2 separate regions of the Mus musculus genome follow, and region 2 is linked to region 1. The links are chromatin loops, found by intact Hi-C in ENCODE. Cell type or tissue: left cerebral cortex. All regions are shown on one strand. Links, peaks and the distances in the headings refer to the core of each region. The heading gives the core; the rest is flanking DNA.

Region 1 (5,000 bases), core at 1-5,000:
GGTCAGATGTCAGACCATGGGGCATCCACCAATTAAGACTGTACATATGAAGCAGGGGTTGCCCAGGAGAGAGGCTAGGTTTGTTATGGGCAGCAGGGCTGGAAGAGCTAGCCTTCTTAATCCACTTGTGGCTCTCATGATTCTGTCTGAAGTTCCAGATGGTGAAATGAAGCTGCAGAATTTTTAGTCTGTGCTGATAGGTTTCCATGTTGACTTGCCTGATCATTTCTATCTCTCCATTCTCCATTTTGTAATCTAGACACTTTTCTGTGCTAGTTTGCTTTGAAAGTCTGTATTTCTTCATAGGATATCATCATCATGACATCACCTTGAGTCTTCAGTGACACTTGGATTTTGGATTTTGGGTCAGTGTTAGGACTGTTCAAAAACTATGAGCACTTTGACGTTGGACAGAATGCATTTTCCATGATGAGATAGTCATTAGCCTATTGTGACAGAAGGTAGAGGTTTGGTACTGAAGGTAGTGTGCTTTGTGTTAAGGTGACAAATGGTGGACACGAAATGGATTTTATTTGTCAAGTTGTCAGGATGTAGAATCACCTTAGAGACAAATCTCTGAGTAGGTTATTTGGGGTGGGAAGATTTACTCTATCTCCCTGATTCAAAAAAAATGAAAGAAAGCAGAGCACATCCTGCTCGCCCTTCCCCACTGCACCATGATTCTCGATTGCAAATAAAAAGTGGCGGCTACTTTAGGTGCCTGGTGCCCGTAATTCCCCTCCATGATGAACTGTATTAAACTATGAGCTGGAAACCATCTATTCCTTAAGTTGTTTTTGCCAGGGTGTTTTGTGAGAACAACAAGAAAAAAGTTTCCTATTCACTTTGGCTACCTGGTTACCGATTAAGGCTGCATCTTTGTGATGTAGAAGCTAATGATTTCCACCTAAAATGAGCCCCTAGGTTTAAAAATGCAAGATTTCTAAGAGTTTCCCGGGAGTGAAAACATTACATTTCTCTAGAATTAAAATGCTAAAAGATTTGTCTCTACTACTCAGCCATTAAAAACAATGAATTTATGAAATTCCAAGGCAAAATGATGGATCTGGAGGATATCATCCTGAGTGAGGTAAACTAATCACAAAAGAACTCACATGATATGTACTCACTGATAAGTGGACCATCCAGAGACTGCCACACCTGGGGATCCATCCCATAATCAGCCACCAAAAGCAGAGACTATTGCATACACCAGCAGGATTTTGCTGAAAGGATCCTGATATAGCTGTCTCTTGTGAGGCTATGCCAGTGCCTGGCAAACACAGAAGTGGATGCTCACAGTCAGCTATTGGATGGATCACAGGGCCCCCAATGGAGGAGCTAGAGAAAGTACCCAAGGAGCTGAAGGGTTCTGCAACCCTATAGGTAGAACAACAATATGAACTAACCAGTACCCCCAGAGCTCATGTCTCTAACTGCATCAGTAGATGGCCTAGTTGGCCATCATAGGGAAGAGAGGCCCCTTGGTCTTGCAAACTTTATATGCCCCAGTACAGGGAAACACCAGGGCCAAGAAGTAGGAGTTGGTGGGTAGGGGATGTGGGGAGGGTATAGGGGACTTTTGGGATAGCATTTGAAATGTAAATGAAGAAAATGCCTAATAAAAAATTGGAAAAAGAAAAAAAGAGTTATCTCAGTTCCACACTGATAATCACATCATAAACTAGAGTTTTTGCATTTTCATTACATTTGTTTATATTATTGGGGTAGGTGTTCAGGCCTGCCCAATACACGTCTAGACTTCAGAGGACAGTTTGAGGAGTCAGCCTTCTCTTTCCTACTTGTAGGTCCTGAGCAGTCATCAGGCAAGATAGCAAGCGCCCTCATCCTGGGAACCATCTTTCCCTTTGGTCCAGAAACTTGAGTTTCAAGTTTTGCATTTTGTCAGCAGGTTTCCTTCTGGCATGAAATCTAAAATTAGTTTTGCTAATTCTCCAGGCCATGTGAATTGAGAATGATAAGAGACAAACAGCAGGCAGAACTCGGCTGTAAAGAATGCCTAGACAGATTAACAAAGAAATCCCTGCACTGCCTGAGAATTGACAAGCTTTAAACAAAAACATTTGTTTTGCCAAAGGAGAAATTTCATTAGTACAGGAAAGCATTTTAAGCAAGCCCTTCTTGCTATGAGAAGGTATGTGAAGCAGTCTCGGCATATGAAGCTTATGAACTGCCCTCAACTGCAGCCTTTCAACTGTACAACTGCATTTCATCTGCAAAGGTAAAACGGAACAGTTGCAATCAGATTTACAAAGATTGCCACCTGCTGTTGGAAAAACATTTTACAGCTCTGTTTATAGATTGTATGTTTTCTTTGCTATGTTTACTTGTTAGGTTTCAAGATTTAAGACAGATCAATACGTTATCAAATAACAGTGAAAACACTTTTATAAGACGCTATATTTTGGCATTAGCATTTTTATTTCTTGGTTTTCAGGTAGGTGATTGGAAAACAATGGCAATTTATTTGCAAATATATCACTCCCTGGTGAAACCTACTTCTTAAATTAGATAAATAATTTCTTTATTAGTTCATATACAATCACCAAAATGTTCTCACTTACCTACATAGCTATATCAAGTTTCTTTTTTTTTTTTTGCTATAACATAATCTGATATTTTGCACAAATTGCAGTATGCATTACAAGGTATTCTGAACTATTAATTTCAAGATGTTGTTCCTCTGTTGAAGATGGGATTTTTTATCATAATATTAGCTATATCTATCCACTAATGCCTCATATGTAGTCAGTTTCTTCAATAAAGCAGTATTTGTAAGTAGTTACTTTACAGTTTTACACAGGTCTAGCTGACTAATATACTAAGTTCTAAGCTTCAGAACTACATTAATCCTACATGATTTCGGGGACCCGCCGAACTTAGGAAATTAGTCTGAACAGGTGAGAGGGTGCGCCAGAGAACCTGACAGCCTCTGGAACAGGCGGAAGCACAGAGGGGCTGAGGCAGCACCCTGTGTGGGCCGGGGACAGCCGGCCACCTTCCGGACCGGAGGACAGGTGCCCGCCCGGCTGGGGAGGCGACCTAAGCCACAGCAGCAGCGGTCGCCATCTTGGTCCCGGGACTCCAAGGAACTTAGGAATTTAGTCTGCTTAGGTGAGAGTCTGTACCACCTGGGAACTGCCAAAGCAACACAGTGTCTGAGAAAGGTCCTGTTTTGGGCCTTCTTCTTCGGCCAGGAGGAGGTCCAAATACAAGATATCTGCGCACCTTCCCTGTAAGAGAGCTTGCCAGCAGAGAGTGCTCTGAGCACTGAAACTCAGAGGAGAGAATCTGTCTCCCAGGTCTGCTGATAGACGGTAACAGAATCACCAGAAGAACAATCTCTAAACAGAGTCAACTATAACTACTAACTCCAGAGATTACCAGATGGCGAAAGGTAAACGGAGGAATCTTACTAACAGGAACCAAGACCACTCACCATCACCAGAACCCAGCACACCCACTTCGCCCAGTCCAGGGAACCCCAACACACCTGAGAACCTAGACCTAGATTTAAAAGCATATCTCATGATGATGGTAGAGGACATCAAGAAGGACTTTAATAAATCACTTAAAGAAATACAGGAGAACACTGCTAAAGAGTTACAAGTCCTTAAAGAAAAACAGGAAAACACAATCAAACAGGTAGAAGTCCTTACAGAAAAAGAGGAAAAAACATACAAACAGGTGATGGAAATGAACAAAACCATACTAGACCTAAAAAGGGAAGTAGACACAATAAAGAAAACTCAAAGCGAGGCAACACTAGAGATAGAAACCCTAGGAAAGAAATCTGGAACCATAGATTTGAGCATCAGCAACAGAATACAAGAGATGGAAGAGAGAATCTCAGGTGCAGAAGATTCCATAGAGAACATCGGCACAACAATCAAAGAAAATGGAAAATGCAAAAAGATCCTAACTCAAAATATCCAGGAAATCCAGGACACAATAAGAAGACCAAACGTACGGATAATAGGAGTGGATGAGAATGAAGATTTTCAACTCAAAGGTCCAGCAAACATCTTCAACAAAATTATTGAAGAAAACTTCCCAAATCTAAAGAATGAGATGCATATGAACATACAAGAAGCCTACAGAACTCCAAATAGACTGGACCAGAAAAGAAATTCCTCCCGACACATAATAATCAGAACATCAAATGCACTAAATAAAGATAGAATACTAAAAGCAGTAAGGGAAAAAGGTCAAGTAACATATAAAGGCAAGCCTATCAGAATTACACCAGATTTTTCACCAGAGACTATGAAAGCCAGAAGAGCCTGGACAGATGTTATACAGACACTAAGAGAACACAAACTGCAGCCCAGGCTACTATACCCAGCCAAACTCTCAATTATCATAGAGGGAGAAACCAAAGTATTCCACGACAAAACCAAATTCACGCATTATCTCTCCACGAATCCAGCCCTTCAAAGGATAATAACAGAAAAAAACCAATACAAGAACGGGAACAACGCCCTAGAAAAAACAAGAAGGTAATCCCTCAACAAACCTAAAAGAAGACAGCCACAAGAACAGAATGCCACCTTTAACAACTAAAATAACAGGAAGCAACAATTACTTTTCCTTAATATCTCTTAACATCAATGGTCTCAACTCGCCAATAAAAAGACATAGACTAACAAACTGGCTACACAAACAAGACCCAACATTTTGCTGCTTACAGGAAACTCATCTCAGAGAAAAAGATAGACACTACCTCAGAATGAAAGGCTGGAAAACAATTTTCCAAGCAAATGGTATGAAGAAACAAGCAGGAGTAGCCATCCTAATATCTGATAAGATTGACTTCCAACCCAAAGTCATCAAAAAAGACAAAGAGGGACACTTCATTCTCATCAAAGGTAAAATCCTCCAAGAGGAACTCTCAATTCTGAATATCTATGCTCCAAATACAAGAGCAGCCACATTCACTAAAGAAACTTTAGTAAAGCTCAAAGCACACATTGCGCCTC
Region 2 (11,988 bases), core at 6,989-11,988, 300 kb before region 1:
AGACAATGCTTCGTTAGAGTCATCCATCCCCTCTGGCTCTTACAGTCTTTCTGCTTTCTTTTCAGCATAACTCTCTGAACCCTCAGGTGAGGGGCCTGATGAAAGCATTCCATTTAGGACTGAGTGTTCCAAAATCTCTCACTCTTTGTGTATTATTTACTTGTGGGTCTCAGGGTTAGTTCTCATTCAAGAGGAACCTTCTTTGTTGATGGCTGAGCAAGACACTGATCTCAGTACCAGCCTGGTGTGGCCACTCTATAGTTTTATTTGTGGGTTGTATGTTGGTTTTGATATCACAGTACTACTGTCAATGCAGGCAAAGATGCAGAAAAGTGGGAAAATGTGCACGCTTCTTGCATTGATGTAAAACAGCTGTGGAAATTCGTGTAGCGCACTCTCAAGATTAAATTACAAGAAACAGCAACAACAGGAATAATGTCCTGCATCTGTCTCCCACTCATCACTTCTGAGTATTAACTCAAAGAACTCGTTACCATATCAGAGAGATCCTTGCACATTAATGTTCATTTACAGTGCTATTCACAACACCAAAATTGTGGGGCCAGCTGTGGTGTCCAATAACAACGGAGTAGATAAGGAAAGTGTATTATACTTGCATAACGAAAAATTCTAGCAGCCATAAAGAAGAAAATAGTCCCACTTGTAGGAAAATGGATGCAACTTGGGAAATCATATTAAGTGTATTAAATCCATTTGAGAAATAGAAAAACATAAAATCATTTAAGCGTTATGAAAGTAGAAGTAAAACTGTTCAGGGAGACAAACGTTACTAAGGGAAAAGTCGGACGTCAAAAGCAGATGTTAGGGTATTTTGGAAGGGCATGCTGAATTTACATTCCTTACTCAGATCATGATATATTATTGCTCACATTGTAAAGTTTCTCATGTACATGTATGTGTGTGTGTGTGTGTGTGTGTGTGTGTGTGTGGCTATTTGTGTGCATGTGTGTACAGACACCAATCAGGTGCGTATGTAGAGATTAGATGACAACTTTTGGGAGTCAGTTTTCTCTTTCTACTAAGTGGCCTCTGGGGATGAATGCTTAGTTATCAGATTTGAGTGACAAAGGCTTTGCCTGCTGAACCGTCTTGCTTTTCCTAAAGGATATCTGCATATTAAAATTTACAACGAGTTATTATCAGAGACTATAAACTGACATTTGTATTCTTTCAGAATGTCTTATTTATTGAAAATACATTAGTTATTGTAATTATTGTTATACATATACTGTAAATAGAAACTAAGCCTTTTCTTCCACTGTGTTAAACATTGTTGGCTGTAGACAAACACACACACACACACACACACACACACACACACACACACACATATAAAATCTAGGTTACTATCAATATTGTTCTGTCTCTGCCCTTGCTTATTTCTTGTCTATAATACCTGAGTAATTATTGCATGTGATGCAATAACTCTTATTCTGCAATTGCTTTCAAGAAAGGAGGAAAAGTACAGGTTGACAAAATCCTTCCTCCTGCTGCTTAAAGAAATAAGCAGGTGCAGGGGAGGGCAGACTTCCACAGGAGGTCCCTGAAGATTCAGCACTTAGTTAGGTGATCAGCTTGCTTAAGGCATGAGCTTCCTGGCATGTTTTTGAGTCACTTCTGGTGGGAAGTCTCCTCTTTTCCACATCACCCTAGTAAAATACGTTGGTCCACAAGGTTTGACTTGGTGGAAGCTTTATGTTTTCTGTCATCGGTGCTTTGTCTGGAAAGAACAGCTCTTTGTTCACCTCTCACTAGGAAAACTTAAATGACACACACACATTTCTTTACTTAGAAAGTATTACAAAAACAGCACTCGTCCATTCCCTTTCCTATAAAAGAAAATATTACAAAAACAGCACTCGTCCATTCCCTTTCCTAAAGAGGCCACAGCTTCATGTAGAGTAACAGGTAAATGATGAATGCCCAATTCATGGTTAAAATAAAACATCTTACTTGTAGCAAATTCAACTTGCATAGATGAAGAAAGATAATGTCATAATTGCAATAACTTTATACCAAACCATACTGAAACAAACCAAACCAAGCAAAAGGTAAAACAGAAACAGAAGAGTAACTGACAGAATAATTTTGGGGTAAGTTCACAAATCACTGAAAATGTGTATTCTGAGCTTTTAGGGTCCCTATTTTCCAAGTTACTCCTGCAATACATCTATGTGACAATAAGTGTAGCCTGAATGCAATGAGTGAGACTAGAAATTGACAGGCAATGACTACCAGTGATTGAAGCTTCTTGTGTCATTATAATGGAAACACTTATAAAACTGACAAATAATTCAAGGAACCAGTGGGCTAATTAAACTCCAGTTGGTCCTAACACCTGGTTGGATGAGGTTTTGCTGAGCTAACAGGAGAGGTATCTTGTTGCATCTCCTGCCCCCCTAACTCCTATTACTTTCATTGCTTCATCCTGGTCTTTCTTTTCAGGAATGTCAGAGAAGAAATGGACCAATATTGATATTGAGACTGACTCTTGCTTGGCTACTGAGATACTTTCTATTTAAGAAAAAATTAATTTAAGAAAACTAATGAGGAGGAGAGGTAAATTGGTCAGTTTGTGGTAAACATATTAATTTTTAGCAAGCCATGGAAACTTGTAATATTTTAACATTTGATTATTTGATTATTTAAACAAATGTTGATTTCAGCAAACCATGTTTAGAGTTTGTATCTCTGAAGATACTAGATAAGAGAAGGAAACAGAGGAGGAAGAGAAGGTAGAGGAATAGGATTTGTTTCCAAATCTTGTGCATGCATCATCAAAGACACTAATTACTTAAAAAAGAAAGTGTGGAATGAACAAAGAACAAACTATATATAATGTATGCTTTTAAAAATCTTACTAATAATGGTAAGTTACAAAATATAGAATGTGGAAATATAGTATTACCTAAAAGAGTATGTGAGAAAGGCCAAGCAAAAGCTTTTTGTAACATTGTGACTCCAAGGTTAAGAGCACTAGCTGATCCCATGAGGGGTCCAGGTTTGGTTCCCACCATTCACTTGGCAACGTATGAACATGTGTAACGCCAGTTCTAGGGGATTTGATGTCTCTTCTGAGCTCTGAGGACTCCTGTATGCCTGTGGTGCACAGACATACATGCAATACACAAATAAATAAATAAAAGAAAATAAATAAATAAAAGTAAATAAATAAAAGTACCTTAAAACATCTTCTGAAATAGGCTACACACATTCTAGAATCCTCTTATTATTATTCGATGATAACTTTGCAGAAGACACAGGATTATAAGTGATAATATAGGAGAATGGGCTTATTTTCCAATGTAGAAAGTTTAAAGTTAGGGGAAAAGGTGAAGTAAAAACACTAGTCATGGAAACATTTTCTTGGAGTGACCTTAATAGAACAGGTAAATTATAGGAGACATATTGTGAAGATATTCAACTTTCAATAACCCTGACCAAGTTGAATTATGGTGATGCTATAAAACAGTAGTTTAGATTTGAACGTGTTAGTACTGAATTCTTGATATTCCTTTTGAAAGTCAACAAGGATATGGAAAAAAATCTAGTTTTACAATTAATTTGATAGTTTTGGTGTGAAATACTCTACGTGTCACAGATAAATGCATTAATGTAACATTACAAACATGATCAAATGAAGTGTTTACTATGTGTGTGTGTGTGTATTCACTTGTGTATGCAGATTAGGAAACAGTGTATACACATATATAGACACATATATGCATGTATAACAGGCATATGTGGGAAATGTGGGATACATACAAGGATATACATAGACCCACATGAACTAGATAGTAAAAGTTGGTAATTGTAATCTGAAGACACAGAGCTCACGGTGTACACTGGTTTGCCTTTTGTTATTGAGTCAATGACAGCAAAGCTTTCCCACGGAACTCCATGCAGGCAGAAAACAATGTGATGCCTTCTTGGGTTGGCTTTGGACTGTGTCGTCAGGGCTTAGAGACCAGTTTCTCCTTATATAGTCCCTCTTGTTATTCTTGATTGTGACACCCCTCCGCCCCCAGGAAGTCAGATGAGCCCCGGGTTACTGTAGCCAAGTGTCTTGCTTGGCATATTTATCATCTACAAATCATCTGCTATAAATATACCTCAGCAGGATCATCATCAGGCCAGCTCAGTAGCCTGCAGTTTATGAAGGTTATGGGAAACAGTGTGAAGGGTGAAGCGCTTTATTAAGAGTGGCTTTCCTTTCTGACCCAGCCCTGCATCCTACTTGAATTAAAATGATTCTGAAAAAGAGTGTTCCTTTCCATTAAGGATTAAGCCTTTTAAAATTGTCCCCCTAGGCTGTTTTTCTTACTCCACGCTGCTGTGACTTTAGAGATTTCTAAGAAACATCAAGATCACACTGCTAAATGATAATGTGAGAAGACACTACTGTGTGAGAATTATAACTATCCTTACATTATTTTATCTGTATGTACAAGCCACACAAAGTATTTTCTTATTCTCCATTTTATGGCACATTTACTGCGACTCCCCCCCCCCCCCGGGTGAAATAACAGATTTACCCAAATGTCTTGCAAATATTATGACCACTTTCACCCCAAAAGTTGAAATAAATGAAATATTTTCCTCTTTTATACTGCAGAATAGTCTTTTTTAAATAAGAAAATATGCTCACTATATACACAGCGTTTGGGATTTTGCATTTGACATATGAGAGCATTTTCTTTTCACATTCCCCTAAATGAATAAAAGCATTGTAATGAACCAGAAATGACACAAAACCAAAATGCCACCCAGGCTGCTTTCCCTGGTGATTTGTTCCTGGGAACATTGTTGAAGCCTGCTGGAAAGTGATTAACTGTTTCCCTTACCGGTTGTTACTTCAATGCTTGTCCTAAAAGAGAAAAGCCTTGAAGAGGGTCATTCTATTAATATGCAGTAAGATGCAAGGAGCCAAAGAGCCAATTTTAATATTTCAAACAATTCTGGTACATAAAAGATCATCAGTACCTTCCTGTTTTCATGATAGCCTTCCTTTGAAAATCCTGTTCTTGGCTATGCAATTGCCCCAGGGGAGAGGAACAAGAAGAGGAACAAAAAATGCAAATGAGGGAGTAGAGCAAATGATGGAAAATTGCTTCATTCAACTTCACCTGCTGCTCAGGCAACTCACCCTTAGGAGGACTCTGCCCAAATGCATTACCCATTATGTCTCCTCCCACCACATAAGCACACTATTCAAACACTTGTTTTGCAAACCACCAACCGCGTACACAAGTAGAGACCAAACTAGCTGGCGAGTGACCTGCATGTGCATGTGAAGTCTATCTGATGCATCTTCAGACGTCTGTACAAGAGGCAAAATAAACAATAAGTAAATAAAACGGTGGAGTCGTGTAGAAATTTATCTTCCTTATCCCCCTTCTCAACGGACAACAAAGGTAGCTTTTCTTCATTTCTTCCCATCACTTACCCGAACTTCCTACGAGGGGAAACTTGACAAGGAATAAATGCATTAAGAAGCCAGAACGAATCAAAAGTTTAGAACCCGCACTATTGTCCCAACGCCATGCTGAGAGCAGCTCAGGACGCCTGACCTCGGTAGCCTGCTCAGTGGTCCTGGCAAAGCCTCTTTCGTGACAGAACAAATAAGCTGTTAATTGCAGTCTGGCTGTGATTTTAAAAACAAAAAACAAAACAAAACAAAACAAAAAAACTGAACAACTATAGTTCCAGCCTCCAGCCTGAGGCAAAGAGCAGTGGGAGCTGAGTTGTGGCCCCTCAGCTGCAGACTGGATCAAGGCTAAATCCCGGTGCTGAAATGACAGCTCTCCCGCTGCGGCAGGTCCGCTCTGAATGGCAGCAGACAGATGATCGAGTCCAGCGTTTACTTCCTACCCCTCCATGTCGCCTTCCCGTCTCCGCGCCCCCCTGCCTCTCCTCCTGGGGACTTTCTCCTACACTTGGTGGCGACCAGCCTCAGCGGTGGGAACTGAGGATGCGAAAACCTCCCAGGCGCAGAAAAGATCGGTTTTCCAGACGTGTTTGGGTTTGAGTAGCAGGGCGCGGGCTCGGCTAGAGCCCCGAGGAGCCCGCGCCCGCCCGCCCGCCCGCCCGCCTCGCTCCCGCGCCCGTCCTCCCTCCCGCCCGCTCGCCCGCTCGCCCGCTCGCCCGCCCGCCAGCTCGCCCGCCGCGGGGGAGGCCGGACTCTGGTCCGGGCGCAGCGCTCCGCCGGGGACGCGCGCACCCACGAGCACGCGCGCGGGAGGGTTGCCCAGCGGCGGGTGCGCGCCGAGGAACGCGCGGGCCCCCTTCGCGCGCAGCCCGGGGAGAGCGAGCGCCGCGCGCCGGCGCGCACGCCCGCCACACAGCTTTACTATCTCGTGCCCTCGCGCGCCTCCCTCCTCGCCCGGCATTCAAACAGCTTCCCGACGTCGCCAGCCCAGGATTTTACCCCCAGCTCCTCAGCCGCGCTCCGTCCATCAGTACCTGGCAGGGAGGAGGGCCGGGGAGGAGGGCGCACCAAGCAAGCAAACGGCTCCTGCTCCAGCCTCGCCACCGGCCGGGAGCACTCCTGCCACCAGCCCACCGCCCAACACGCCGCCCCAGCCAGCGCCGCCGGCCACTTCTCAGCGCTTTTTTGGCTTCTTGGCCAATCCGTTTGTTGCGGGGGGGTGGGTTTGGGAAAACACATCTGCGCTCTTTATCCACTTCCATTTTTCTGTTTGGTGTTTCTGTGGAGTCTCCCTTCAGGGGGCCTCTCCCCGCCTCTCCTTTGAAGGCTTCATTCACTTGGATAAGGCGCAAGGCTCTGGCCGCTGGATACCACCGCCCCCCCCCCTATTATTTTTTTTTCCTTTTTTTCCCTCTGCCTTTCGTTTGCATGCATTATTTTTTTTCCAATCATAAATCTTAATATTTGAAGCTGAACCGGGGGGAAAAATGGGCAACGGTGATTGGGACCGAAGGGGAGTCTCTCCATCACTGTTGTTGGGACGTGTGCCTGTTCTGGTGTCTTAGATCAAGAGCCTCCCGGAGCTTTCGGAGTGGAAGGTAAGGAAAGGGGCCTAAGGGTCACCTCTGTCTTCTGGGGGGTCGCCCGGAGAGACTTGGGCTCAGTTTGGGGGGATGGAAGTCAAGGCTGTTGCTGGCGGATGGCAAGATTCTGAGCTTACTAAAACGCCGCAGTTGAAAAGTTAAGAGAAGTCTGTTTTTGAAGAGGTGTGCTGGATGGGAAGGAATAGGGAGAGAGACCCAGAAAATCTAGCAACTCGTGCGTGATTGAGGTAATTTTAGCGGGGGCGGAGGGGGGTAGGTTAAAAGGAAGTTAGGATAGAGTAGGATTGGGTCTTCTGTTGGGGGAAAAAATCAGTGGAGTGATGGCGCCGTCTATGTTCGGCTAAACTAAAGTGTCACCCAGAAGATCAGTTTGAGAATAGCTAAACTCAGTGCTGGTTTGCCTCTCAGAAAGAGCCAAATAAATAAATAAATAAATACAACATTCTGGAGCCCTCAGTGACCATCCCTTAGGCAACCTCTGGCCCTTATTTTTCCTTAGACAGATATACGGTTGTTTGAACAGGGCCTGCAGTGGGGGTGGGGGCAGTTCAATGATTCATATTTCTTATTATATAGAAACAAACAAGACTTCGTACCCCAAGAATGGTTAAAAATAAAGAGCGTTACATGAAGGGTGGAAGAGAGATGTGAAATCAGCTCTTCCCTTCTCTTCTAATCACTGATAAGCACACTATTGCAGACATCCACTGCCAAATAAATGGAAGCAGAAATACCGATTTTTTTTTTAATAAGGAAAAGAAATACGACCTCCTTTTGAGTTCCTGATTATAAAATGAAGCCCCCTTTCATGGTTGGAATTCCTAATTTAGACACTTACTGTCACATCGGCTTTCAACGCCTACACTCTATCCTGAAGAACACTGCGCAGACCTGCATTGCCTGCAAAGTGCTACAGCGTGCACACACACACACACACACACACACACACACACGAGACTGTTCCCATTTTTTTTAAACACACGTAACCTCTAAAATATCATTACCTTTATTTATTTATTTATTTACTTATTTTCAACTGGAAAAGGCATTACTCAGTGAGCTGTGTGTTTGGAAGAGAAAACGCTATTCTGATAGTCCTATCAGCTCTGGGTTTATTTTAAACTGCTGTTGTGTAGAGATTTACAGTTGGGGCTGTTTTGGCCTCTGTCAAGACATAGTGTTTGAATCATACTCTGTGAAATGCAGATCTGTTCAGGGACTTTGGTCACTGGATTGGGAGTGCATGTGTTGCTGTGTTATGCAATGGCAAAGAAGAAGGTTGTATGCTTTAGTTCAAAGACCAGACAGAGAAGGCATGAAAACTCTTAACAGTCTCTATGTCTGTCTGTCTGTCTGTCTCTGTGTATAGAATGGTGGAGGAGACTTCAGTTTAAAGCCTTTTAAAATGAACTTGATATCACTTTTATCAGCTTAAGGGCTGAACAGCAACAACAAAAACAAAAAGCATTGTCATTCATTCTGAGGAATAACTTTCTAAAGGTTAAAGATGAAAAAAATTAAGTTATATTGGGATTAATAAGTTATAGAGGTAAATATAATCAAGGATGCTTTGGTTGTGCAAAGCTGGGGCAAAAATCAATGTAAGAAGAACAACCTGGAACACTTGTTAGAAAGGCAGGAATTCGGCCACTGAAGTCGGCCAGGGAGCAAACACAATGCTAGGATTTTTCATGCACTATGTGTAAATCCCAATTTATAAGCTATGACTCTTACTAAAACCACCATAATTTGGAGAAACATAGCCTAGGCAAGCTCAGTGGCTGCAGTTCTGGGGTCCCCCACCCCCAACACTGCCTTTGGATACAGATACTAATACAGCGATCCACTTTATGCATCCCAGGAGGGCACGGCCTATGAAATGACTGCCTGGAATCTCACACTTAGTGGTGATGCCGAGCATCAGGTCTTTCCGGTCCATCTACCCATCTATGCCCTCTCCCAGATGATTCCTTCAAAATCTGACGCGTCCCCACGAATTCCCAAGTGGTTTTTTTTTTTTGCACAGGAATGTCTCACCAGTTCACACAGTGGCCCCTGCAAAGGCAAGTAGGGGCATTGGGGAGATGATATTCCATCTGGAAGGAATGATCGTCTTTGCTTTTAAAGCTGTGGCTGTAATTTACCACGATTACTTCTCACAGTCCACAGGAAAGGAATAATGCGATGACAGCTGCTTCCAGATTATCAGGTTAGATTTCGTGTGTTGCTGTTTACTGCAGGCAGAAGACTGAGGGAGAGGGAAGGTTCTGGAGTTTAAGTCAGTACCTCAGCAATTAACATGCAGGTTATTGCTACTCCAAAACAAAACAGAACAAAACACCATGCTTTCCCACTTCACTTGATAGAATGATAATGGATGTGCAGGAAATCCTGGTGGATGAATTAGGACATAACTATTAATAATCTATTAAATGTTATTTTTAAATTGAACGGTGAGAACTTGTCCATCACTACCAACCACGTGAGGGCGCTCTTCACACAGCAACTGATAATTTCCTGGCGTTATAAAATAAAAATCACCTGCCCTTCTTTTTTAAAAAGGGCTTTTTTTTTAAAAACGGAATTCTTGAAAACAGCTGGCAGAAATATTGAAAGGGTTTTGTTTTTTCAATGCCTGTGGTCGTCTGCTTGCGTCTCACTTCCTTTGCCATTCTTACAGGCCAAATGACATAGGATGAAGGCTGTTCGTAACCTGCTGATTTATATATTTTCCACCTATCTCCTGGTTATGTTTGGATTTAATGCTGCCCAAGACTTCTGGTGTTCCACTTTGGTGAAGGGAGTCATTTATGGATCCTATTCTGTAAGTGAAATGTTTCCCAAAAACTTTACAAACTGCACCTGGACACTGGAAAATCCAGATCCAACCAAATATAGCATTTACCTGAAATTTTCCAAAAAGGACCTTAGCTGCTCTAACTTTTCCCTTCTGGCTTATCAGTTTGATCATTTTTCCCATGAAAAAATAAAGGATCTTTTGAGAAAGAACCATTCCATAATGCAACTTTGCAGTTCCAAGAATGCTTTTGTTTTTCTACAGTACGATAAAAATTTCATTCAGATACGCCGGGTATTTCCAACTGATTTCCCAGGATTACAGAAAAAAGTCGAAGAGGATCAGAAATCTTTTTTTGAGTTTTTGGTACTGAACAAGGTGAGCCCGAGCCAGTTTGGTTGCCATGTCTTATGCACTTGGTTGGAAAGCTGCTTAAAATCCGAAAATGGGAGAACCGAGTCTTGTGGAATTATGTACACAAAATGCACGTGCCCCCAGCACTTGGGAGAGTGGGGAATAGATGACCAGTCCCTGGTTCTGTTAAATAACGTCGTGTTACCCCTGAATGAGCAGACGGAGGGTTGCCTGACTCAGGAGCTGCAAACTACTCAAGTCTGCAATCTGACCAGGGAGGCCAAGAGACCACCCAAAGAAGGTAAGTGCTCAGAGGCAGGGGGAGTGGGGGCTGGGGCTGGGGAGGGTTTGCATGGAAGTAACCCTTTCTGGTTCACTACTTCAGCCTACTCTTTGCTCCTTTATCCTGTCAACTTTGAAGTGACTTGAATATGTGGTCTTCTCTGTTGCATGGCTCTAAAGTGAGCTTCAGCCTTCATGACTTTAGAGGCAAGCAGAGGAGATGGGTTGCTTAGCAATGTGCTACAGAAGTATGGGTAGAGTATTCAAGGGAAGAGAGAGATAGAAATGAGACCTCAGTTGTGTTGGGGGTTGGTAAGGAGGAAAAAGTGTGCTTTTATTCAGGCTCCAGGTCAGGAAATCTACATATGATCCAAATGTAAAGTGGAAAGGCAGACTTCTTTCTGACCACGTTCAGAAAATGCTTTCCTCTTTCTTTCTCCTGGGCCTTATCCTCTCTCTTCCTGACTCCAGGAAGCACACAACAGAAACCCTTTATAGACTCAGTGACTGCCTGTCACTGCAGTTATGAGAGACCAATTTCTCCCAGGTCTTTACTTTTGTGTAGAGTATTTTGTACAGTAAATCCCCGTGCACACTCCTTGGCTGGCTAAGAAAAAGAGGTTGGAAGCCAGAGTCCCTGGCTTTTCTGCCTCTGAAGTCACCAGCAGAAGGGAGGGCTTGGTGGGAAGTAAAAGCGCATCCACATTTTATGAGTTCCCTCCTGCAAGTCTTTCCTTGCTGCTTTCTTTTCCCTTTGCTGATAACATGCGGGGGGGGGGGAGTGCTGGGGGGGGGATGTCTCAGAAATGAGATAATTGGGGGAAAAAAGCAGTACAATGGAAATGCAAAGGAAGACTCCCAACTATCAGTGACTTAGATTTTTCCCATCCTCAGAGAGGGAGCTAGCAGGAGATTTGAGATTGTGGAATATTTTTAATCATGCAAGAAAGCATGGCACATTTTGAGAAAAATGACTTTTGCTTGGGAGGTTAATAGCTATGCTCCATTTGTTAGAGGACAGAGCCAGTACATATTCTTGCTTGTCCCCTAGCCCCGCAACCGGAGAGTGTGTTGATTTCTTATGCAGGAAATGTTTTCTGATCTCCACAAAGATCCCAGTCTGTGAAAAGGGACAGCCAAGCTCCAGTCCCTCTTTCCTCTCCCTCCCCCAACAGAAGTTGCCTTTGTGGCCAATATAAAATTGACACGTTGTTGGAGAATTTTCTTTAATGGTAGCCAAGGCTTTGTAGGAAAGTGGAGCCAGCAAGAGGAAAGGGGGTGGGGATGGGCAGAGGAGCCTCGACAGCTTAATGCTGTTTCTCTGCTGGCTGAAATTAGGGGGATGGGAAGTATGGAAGAGCAATACCACCAGGGGAAAAAAAGTTACAGAATAAGTGGAGGGCAATGGCAGCCAGGAAGAGGCTGAAGCCTCCACAGGTCAGTGTTTTCACCAACAGCTGTGACTGAAGAAAACAAAGTAGTTTTAAATTACAGGAGTTCTT

The links. A loop is a pair of places that touch in the nucleus more often than their neighbours do. Peaks named below come from ENCODE experiments on the same cell type or tissue, not always from the same donor. Only the 100,000 strongest peaks of a DNase experiment are listed, where the experiment ranks them.
Region 2: a loop joins it to region 1, with 6 times the contacts of the local background. A loop is called at or near these places in 10 of 42 quality-filtered maps.

Annotation. Positions count from the first base shown.
Region 1 is chr1:25,524,430-25,529,429 of GRCm38, reverse strand. The region is part of intron 7 of Adgrb3 (adhesion G protein-coupled receptor B3); the gene reads left to right. Among named protein-coding and RNA genes, the nearest start is that of Gm25294, 76 kb to the right of the region's middle. In left cerebral cortex, for the core only: a CTCF peak has its summit at 2,292 (motif pointing left); DNase peaks (open chromatin) are centred at 1,966 and 2,233.
Region 2 is chr1:25,824,521-25,836,508 of GRCm38, reverse strand. Adgrb3 (adhesion G protein-coupled receptor B3) reads left to right here and starts at 6,802. Exons shown (of 31, transcript NM_175642.4): 1 at 6,802-7,047; 2 at 9,734-10,505. The coding sequence starts at 9,749. It overlaps Gm9884 (predicted gene 9884), which reads right to left and starts at 6,079. Exons shown (of 2, transcript NR_169046.1): 1 at 5,468-6,079; 2 at 4,939-5,341. It overlaps Gm53060 (a long non-coding RNA gene), which reads right to left and starts at 3,019. Exons shown (of 2, transcript XR_001779915.2): 1 at 2,930-3,019; 2 at 1-1,741. In left cerebral cortex, for the core only: CTCF peaks have their summits at 7,406 and 9,535 (motif pointing right); DNase peaks (open chromatin) are centred at 10,380, 10,714, 10,985, 11,658 and 5 more places; H3K4me3 peaks cover 4,899 bases; H3K27ac peaks cover 4,498 bases.